2 separate regions of the Homo sapiens genome follow, and region 1 is linked to region 2. Evidence: chromatin loops called from intact Hi-C (ENCODE). Cell type or tissue: PC-3. All regions are shown on one strand. Each heading gives the region's core, and the rest is flanking DNA. Links, peaks and the distances in the headings are about the cores only.

Region 1 (4,405 bases), core at 326-4,325, 52 kb before region 2:
CCACAGATTTCTCTTTGGTGGTTTCTTCTACAACTGTGAACATTTTTTGTTTAATTATTTAATTTTTGTTTGTTTCTTACATGTTTGCTTTTTTGATTTATCTTCCTTAGTTATGCAAGTGACCTCGGTATCTTCCTAATAAACCTTCCTCTATGTTTAGAGTTGATTTTGATAGTATTCCCCCAAAACTTAAATTGATTCGATGATTTGCCTCATTCATATAATTACAAAATATCCCCCTAATTGGACTCCTTTAACTAAATTTTAAACCCCTTCACACCCTATCTCACTGCCCTGCACTTGTCACCATCTAACATAAACATTTTACTTACTTATATTCTCTTATTATTACATTACTCCTAATAGAATATAAGTCCTATGGAAGCAGAAATTGTAGTCTGTTATTCCCAGTGCTATATATTCAGGGTCTAGAATAGTTTCTGGCACTCACTTAGGAGTTATTTGTTAGATTTGTAGACATTTATGGTACTAAAGGTACTGGGATATTATTTATATCTCTCAGGATTTCTAATCTCTTAAGGAACTCTTTCTCCTCTCCTCTCCTCTCCTCTCCTCTCCTGTCCTCTCCTGTCCCCTCATCCTCCCCTTCCAGCCTCCTCCTCTCTCATTCTCCTCTTCCTTTCTCCTACTTTTCCCTCCCTTCTCCGTCTCCTTCTCCTCCTCTCCTCCCTGCACTTCCCTTCCCTCCTCTCCTCATCATCTGTCTTCTCTGTCTCCTGTCTCTCTCTTTCTCTTTCTCACAAAAGCTACATTTGCTTGTTAGTTTGCCTTCTTATAAGTTGACAACTCAGTGGGAAGGCACAGGGTGAAATTTTCCCTTCCAGACCTTTGTCTAGGGCTCACCATTTTCACCTTTGTAATAATATAAAATAGAAAATTAACATTTAGGTATGGTCTTGGGGAAAAGTTAAGGCTGCCTTTAGTGTTATTAGCCTCTGATGCCCGCCTATAGCCTAGGAAAAGGGTGCCTTCTCTGCAGGTCAACATTGTTACTGAGGAACACTGGGGGAAAAAAAAGTCTCAGAAATGTGTATTTGTATGATCTTGACTTCTGTGCATTTATTCTCCAAATTCCTGGAGTGGAGAAGAGGAGTGGAATGCAGGACAGAATAAAGACAGGATGATCCCTTGGTTGTGGCCATCATTCAATATCTTTTTCTCCTTGGATACAGGAAATTGAAAACTTAAAAGGAAAAACAAATGTTAAAAATCTACAATAAACAGAAATAATTTGATAGAGGCCAGATTCCTTATTCCATGTGTTTTCCTGCATTGTTGAAAAAGTATGCAAGGAAACGCCATCAAAAGAAATAAAATAAAATAAAAATAAATAAAATAAATACAATTTATTTGGCATAAATTAAATGTGCACAAATTCTAGAAAATGACACAACACTTTTTGTTTATTTGGGGAGAACCTATGCAATTTTTTTCTGCTTACAGGAACTACAATAGTATCAATAAGTTGTGATATTTAAGATAATTTTACCAAGGTATGTATTCTTTTCCTAGAAGCTGAAACACACCTAGAAGAGGGGGAAAATGTAGTACCTGCAAGACTTTTTAAAAAATCTTTTATTTTTTTTTTAGAGACGAACTTGGCTTGCTTTTTTTGTTTCTGAGTAGAAAGTAAAGAAAACTTTTCACTCGGTCTCTTAAATGATTAGGTAGGTGAAATAAGAGAAGTTTATCTTTTGTAACAAACTCTAAAGGTGCTTGGTGCAAACTTTTTTGTTTTGTTTTAAATACTCTCTTGCTCCCTTCAGCCCAATAAAGCCTTTTCAATGCCCTAGAGAACCTCTACTTGACTAAATACTGATTAACCAAATGCAGGATCTAGTGAGGTGTTTATTAGCAATAATTCTAACTATACTCCTTTAAAGACCCAGTCTGACCACTCATCACTTTTAATATTTCCCACGTTCCCAGGCCCTTGTACCAACACTTTAGGGTCACTTTCCATGCCACTTTTTCCATAAAGTCATTATTGTCTCCCATTATAAAATCAAATGACCTTCTCTTGCCCTGATTTTCTTCTCTTTTCATCCCCTTCTTTTCCTTTACCTTCCCTTCCCTCCCCTCCCTTTTCCTGCCCTCTCTCTCCTCTCTCTCTTTCTTCTTTTCTTTTATCTGAACTCTATATTTACCCCTGCTTCATGCCACATTCCCCTTTGTACCTTATGTTACGTTTGTTTACACATCTCTTACTCATCCATTTAGAATATGAGTTTTATGGAAGTGGTGTTTATCTCCCATTTATTCAAGTGATTACTGAGCAGAAGACTTTTGCCAAAATGTGCTAGGTCTGGGGAACACAAAGTGGTTTTCCACCTGCAATTCAAGTCTGCTAAATGTGCTAAGGCATCTGTTATGTTAGACCAGTTGGGAGAAGAGTGAAGTTTCCTTTCTCTATGCCCTGGGAATAAACTCATGTTAACAAATAAATGAGCATAACGAATTAATAGTAAAGGCTAATTAATAGCTTTTGCAACAGCGGTTATAAGTTTTCCAAGAGAGAAATGCAACTCCCAGAAATAAGGATCCTGTCAACACTGGAGCTGACAGTTTGTCTACGACTCACCCCACCCACCCTTAGGGGCTTTTCTAAAAAATTGATTGTTACGATAGAGTCCATCTGGTGAAAATGGCAAGAAAACGACAAAGGTTTTTCGTCACCGTCCTCACATTGGCATAGCAGCCAATTGGCAGCAGAGTAAACTTGGAGTTTCTTTATTTTTTCTCTCTCATCTCATAGGCTATGGAAAGTTCTAAATTTTAAAGGACAACAAGGCTGTATTTCAGAGGTGACAGAGTGAAATTCTATGCCCTGCCTTCCACTTCAAGCTCAAGTAACTCCTGACTAACATATTGTAATATAGCAGAAAGAACAGTTTTGAATACTTCTGCCCTAGGATCTGCTCTCCCAAGAAGCAGTGGGAAAAATAGTTGAGATCAGAAGTCATAATTCAGTAAAAAATGTAGAGCAGATTTGCTCAGAGTGTTATGCTTGGCCAGTTTGAATCTGCAACACCCTGGAGCCGTGATAAAAGTGCAAATTTCTAGGCTCCCTCACAAGCCTAAGTCAGAACCTCTGAAGTTAGGGCTCAGCAACATGAAATTTTGACAAGCTGTCAGGATGATTCTAAACTGTAACAATTCCTTAGGTAAGGGTAGTGAAAGGATATTAAAATATTCTAGAAGGAACCCTCATTTAAAAATTGGCTTCTTTTTATTTTTTTGTGGGGATTATTAATAGAAAACATTGTTTTTGAAATCCGAGTTTAGATTATTGTTCTTGTCTTCTAGGAATTCAGAAATTTGTAAAGAATATGGTAAAAATTACTTTGGGGCACTATCTTGAACATTAAGAGAGTGAATATGTTAAAGGTAATGCAATTAGTTGGCTATTAAATGACTTAAAAAGCCAAAGAATTCAAATAGTCTTGCATGAAGTTTATAGAGTTGAACAGAAATCCTAGAAATGAGTGTAGAGAGTGAGTTTTCAATTTATGAAGCCAACAGGTTAAGGCCATTTTCAGCAGTTGAAAATAAATTTAACAGTGAAGATATTTATTGCCCTTTGGCTGAAAACAATGTTTAGAATTAAGTTGCTGGCTTTGGAGAAATCTGTAAAATGTATAGTAGATTATGTGGCCAGTTCTTTCTAACTTTCAAATACTTGAAATAAAATCTGCAGTTTTCTACATGAGGGAGAAAAGTGCTTAGTGGTACATATTCCTGGCCAAATCACTTTAGAATCCAACAGCTTTACTTTACAAGAATTCTTTTCTATAAAATGTGCATTCTTGTTCAATTTCCCTCCCTCCATTTTCCTTCTATAACTTTATAATCTTTAGTCAGATTTTAAGCAAATATAACAATAACTTCAACTATAATAGAAAATATACAAGATATAAATAAAGGCTGTGTCATTTTGGATACAGACCTCTGTAAACAAAATGTTTGAGCTCACTACAAAATTTCAACTGATATGAAGAAAGTATTTTGTGGTTTTTGGAAGCAAGAAAACACATCTTTTAAAAACCCTCTGTAGCGGTCCTTTAGTTAAGGTGTTGTGGTTGATTTCATTGTGCAAAGCATATTTCAAAGAGCTTCAGATGGTCATTTGATACTGTGCAATCTCATGCGCCTAGTGGATCATGTTTCCCTAGACAGAATTACAGTGTAAACTTGCATAAAATTTTAATTTGATATTGTTTTTTTCCTTCTTGTTCAGTAAGAGAAACCCATTTTCAGTAATAGCAATATCATATACACACAAAGACTTCAATGTTAAGGATTCTAGAAATAAGATCTTCAGAATTAATAGACACAGTTAAAATGATGTGATAGATAAAATTCCATGGAATCTTCATAGTATAAA
Region 2 (4,405 bases), core at 159-4,158:
AGGATACTTTCTCTATACCCCTATTGGTATGCACTATTTGGACAATCCTTTCTTCTCTTTAATATGTTAGGGTTCTTGCTAATACATCTGTGCTTTTTTTCATTTATTTTTATAGAAGAGACTTAATGTTTCTATTTTGTATCCCTCATGTTGCCTCTGAATGATTTTCAAGAAGGGAATATTGATTTTACCCAGCCACATTAAATATAAAAATTCACCCTCTCAGTAACTTACTTTTCTTTTAACCTTTTTTTTTTATAGACTATATCATTATTTAAAATATTCTTTTTCGTGTGTTACCCCAACTTGAAAAGTAAACTCAATTAAAACAGGAATTTTGACTGCCTCAGTTATTCTGCAATCACGGTGCATAGGAAAACTAATAACATAATTGACATATTTATTGAGACAGTTAGCGTTTAGGAAATACCTGTTTAAAAACTAAATTTTCACTTACATAAAACTAATGTTTTATTAAAAGTAAGGTATACTCCCAATTCGCTGTATGAGCTACAGATTTAGGTAGTTTGCATTTATAAGTTTAAAATTTATTTTTTAATGTCATACATACACTCACAACATCACCCATGATTTCACATAAATTGTTAGACAATATGAGGCTACATTTTTAAAGGAATCAAATTGCATTTGATTTTATAAAAGATTAAGTGATATAATTGATTTATATGGATATGATGAAAATCACTAAAGTGGTCTGGAAATAGTGAATTTTGGAAAATGTTGCGTTGATTCATATATTTAAACAAGGCATTACTAAGCCACACTAGCCTGTAACTATAAAATGAGATTACCTTTCTTTATTATTCAGATTGCAACTACCCCAATCTCTTACCTTCTCAGACAGCCTTTTCCCATGGCTTCTCTCTCCAAATATCCTGTAAGATCCCTATCCCTGCCACTGTTTACCTACTATCTTCAACCAAGAAAATGGGAACTCAGGCCCTTAGCAAGGCAGCCCCACACTGCTGACTTAAAAGAGGGTCTGCAGGAGGAAAAAGATAAGGATTCTATGTCTTAGCTTGTTTTAATTGGATTTAGGTTCTTTCAAAAGGAGTGGCCGGTTTGAGAAAGGCAATGATTAGTTGGACTTTGAATACATTCTAATTTTACTTATATTCTGCAACCCCTTCAGGCACAGGTTGTCTTCTCATAAGTCTGCTCACAGATATCTCTGCTAAAGGCATGCATCTGAAGCTTCTCCCACACTTTCTTCCACATCTTCTTCCAGCTCTTCCACCCCCAAAGGGTAAATTATTCTTCTGAATGGTCACATTTTAGGATGATGACTGAGATTACCCAAAAAGCTTACCAAAGATATCAGGAAGTATACAGGCTAATAATAATGCCGTATTTAACTTCCTTCTTCTTGATATTCCTCATATGTGGAACTCCCTGGGAAAATCTACCAGGAAGAGGAATAGTGGTCAAGGCAGAATGTCAGCATCTAGCTTGGTGTAATGGTTAATTTTAAGTGTTAAATTAACTAGGTTATAAATGTCCAGTAGTTTGGGCAAACACTAGTCTAGATGTTACTAAGGTATTTTGTAAATGTAATTAACATCTACAATCAGTTGACTTGACATAAAGGAGATTAGTCTCCATAATGTAGGTGAGGTTTATCCAATCAGTTGAAGGCCTTGAATGGGAAAACCGAGGTTTGGCAGAGAAGAAGGAACTCTGCCTTAAGACTGTAATATAGAAATTCTGCCTGAGCTTCCAGCATGACATCCTGCCCTACAAACTTTAGACTCAAAGCTACATCACCTCCAGCCTGTTTCCAGTTTATTGGCCTGCCCTAGAAATTTGGAACTTGCCAGCCCCCATAATTCTGTGAGCCAATTTCTTAAAATAATTCTCTATGAGATATATACATATATTCTGATGGTTCTGTTTCTTAGGAGAACCCTGACATAAGGGACATTGACACTTACCCTGAGTTATATCACATACCTAGCTAACTCTTACAGGAGGATGTTGGTCACAAATCTGCTTAAAATAGACTTTGCTATAACAGAACCCACAAATACCTTCTTATGTTACATACTGACTCATGCTGGCCACTATAAACCACAGAAAATTCTTTATGCACACTTTACAGAAATCCTAGCCTCTACTATGCCTTAAAACACATGCCTTTAAGATTTCAGGCTACTTCAAGGATATCACCTTAGATTTCAAAGGATTAAAAGGGAGACTTCAAAGGTCAAGGGAGTGGGTCCTTTGACCCACTCCCACTACCCCAAGCCTCTACACATATTCTCCCAAATTCTCCTTGATTAAGTTAGATTCAGTTACCTTCAATGAAACTTCATTTGAATTCCCCATGAGAGGTATTAAGTATTGTACATTTACTTTTGTTGATGAATTTTATATTCCATGCCATTCTAGAGATTCCAAGATTTGCAAGCTTCTATGAGCAACTTTTGTAGTGATTTGTTAGGGTGTGAAAAAATTTATTTTTCCTCTTTCCTATTCAAGTCCTGAACTAATTAGAGTTTGCAGCAAAATGAAGCATGCTCAGTTAATTTGAATTTCAGGTAAGCAATGTGTAATTTTTTTTTAGTATAAATACATTCCAAATATATCACAGAACATACTTATAATAAAAAATGGTCATTTATTAGAAATTCAAATTTCACTGGGTATACTGTATTTTTATTTGCTAAGCCTGGTAATACTCAATAGTAACTGAGAAATACAATTACAGGGTAAATCAGACATGAGATTAAAATATTACATTTGCTATTGATATAAGAATCAATAGCTGGGCATGGTGGCTCACACCTGTAATCCCAGCATTTTGGGAGGCTGAAGAGGGTAGACTGATTGAGCCCAGAAGTTCAAAAAGAACCTGGGCAACATGGCCAAACCCGGTCTCTACTAAAAATACAAAAATTAGCTGGGCATGGTGGTTCAGGCTTGTTGGCCCAGCTACTTGGGAGGCTGAGGCAGGAGGATCAGCTGGGCCTGGGAAGTTGAGGCTGCAGTGAGCCATAATTGCACCACTGCACTCCAGCCTGGGTGACAAAGTGAGGCCCTGTTTCCAATAATAATAATCTTCATCATGAAAAATATTTATAAAATAATTAATACATTCCAGAGATTTTTGACTTTAATACTGATCTGAATACTATAATAAATTATAACTGAAAACTTTAAGAGCTTTGGATTTTCCAGGTAGCATAGTTCAATAGATAATTTGCTAAGATCTAGAAAGGGTTGAAGGCAGATAACATTTTTTTTAATTTAGGACCTAAAATCTTTGAAAAGTGGAAATTGCATAAAAAAGAACTTTTTACATTTTCATTGTAATTTTAGCACATATAGATAAACATTGTTAATCTCTGGGTGTATTTCCCTCTAGTCTTCTGTGTGTGTGTGTGCGTGTGTGCACGTGCATGTGTGTATGTATGTATATTTGGACCGAATTTTATATATATATATGTGTATACACACACACACACACACACACATATATAGAATGATGAATTGGTATTACATTCTCTCTTCTGCCTTCTTCCAATCTCTCCAGCTCTGCAGCTTTTATCTTTTCTTATTCATTTTAGATTTCAAAATACCAATCAATGACTTATATGTCAACATTCAATAAACACTTCTTAAAGGAATAAAGGAAAGGCTATTATAAAATGATGAATGGGAGAAAAGTTAGGAAAACTCAAAGTATTTCTCACTGAGTGGCTAGAATGGTACTTCATAAAAGCAAGCATTCAGTAAGTGGTACCAGAAGTGTTCACAAGAGGACAAGAGGTGTACCAAATAGTCACCAGTACCAAGTACTGTTTCTAGCCATAGAAGCTGTGGATGTTGGAGGAAACAGGTGATTTGGGTGGTCTTTACTTGGATCTGATGTACTTCTGCACTAATTCCACTCAACGAAATTGAGTTGAAGCTAATCATTCTTCTTTCAACAAACATTGATTGGAACCTTTCCTTGCTCCAGGGACAGAGATGGGAAAGTAAAACATGATTGTTGTCACCATAGAATTCCACTTTGGGGAAATTAAATTGGACAATAAATACAAAATATTCAACAAGTGATATGGAAAATAAAGCAGGATACTATGGAGGAAAAAAACAACAGGAAACATATTTGAGTGAGGAGAAACTATGAAGGTCTCTCTGAGGCATAAATGATCAGTGGTGGTATTTTGCAAGGAGGAAAAGCACATAGAAAACAAAGGGAACAACATAGATAAGGAAACTGTAGTGAGAAATAATTTGGCTTATTGGAGGAAGTGAAAGACTAGCGTCATTCAATACATGGAAAGTGAGTCAAGTGACAGGGTAGCATGAGGTTGGAAAGGCAAGAGGCCATGTTGCAAAATATATTTTAGGCTACATAAAGGATTCATTATTTAATTCT

Evidence for each region. Hi-C counts contacts between places; a loop is a spot of excess contacts. Peaks named below come from ENCODE experiments on the same cell type or tissue, not always from the same donor. Only the 100,000 strongest peaks of a DNase experiment are listed, where the experiment ranks them.
Region 1: a loop joins it to region 2, with 2.5 times the contacts of the local background. A loop is called at or near these places in 1 of 110 quality-filtered maps.

Annotation. Positions count from the first base shown.
Region 1 is chr12:91,072,864-91,077,268 of GRCh38, reverse strand. No RefSeq gene overlaps it. Among named protein-coding and RNA genes, the nearest start is that of KERA, 17 kb to the right of the region's middle. In PC-3, for the core only: no CTCF peak of the experiment used is centred there; a DNase peak (open chromatin) is centred at 2,218; H3K27ac peaks cover 367 bases.
Region 2 is chr12:91,021,181-91,025,585 of GRCh38, reverse strand. No RefSeq gene overlaps it. Among named protein-coding and RNA genes, the nearest start is that of EPYC, 18 kb to the right of the region's middle. In PC-3, for the core only: no CTCF peak of the experiment used is centred there; a DNase peak (open chromatin) is centred at 2,035; H3K27ac peaks cover 1,143 bases.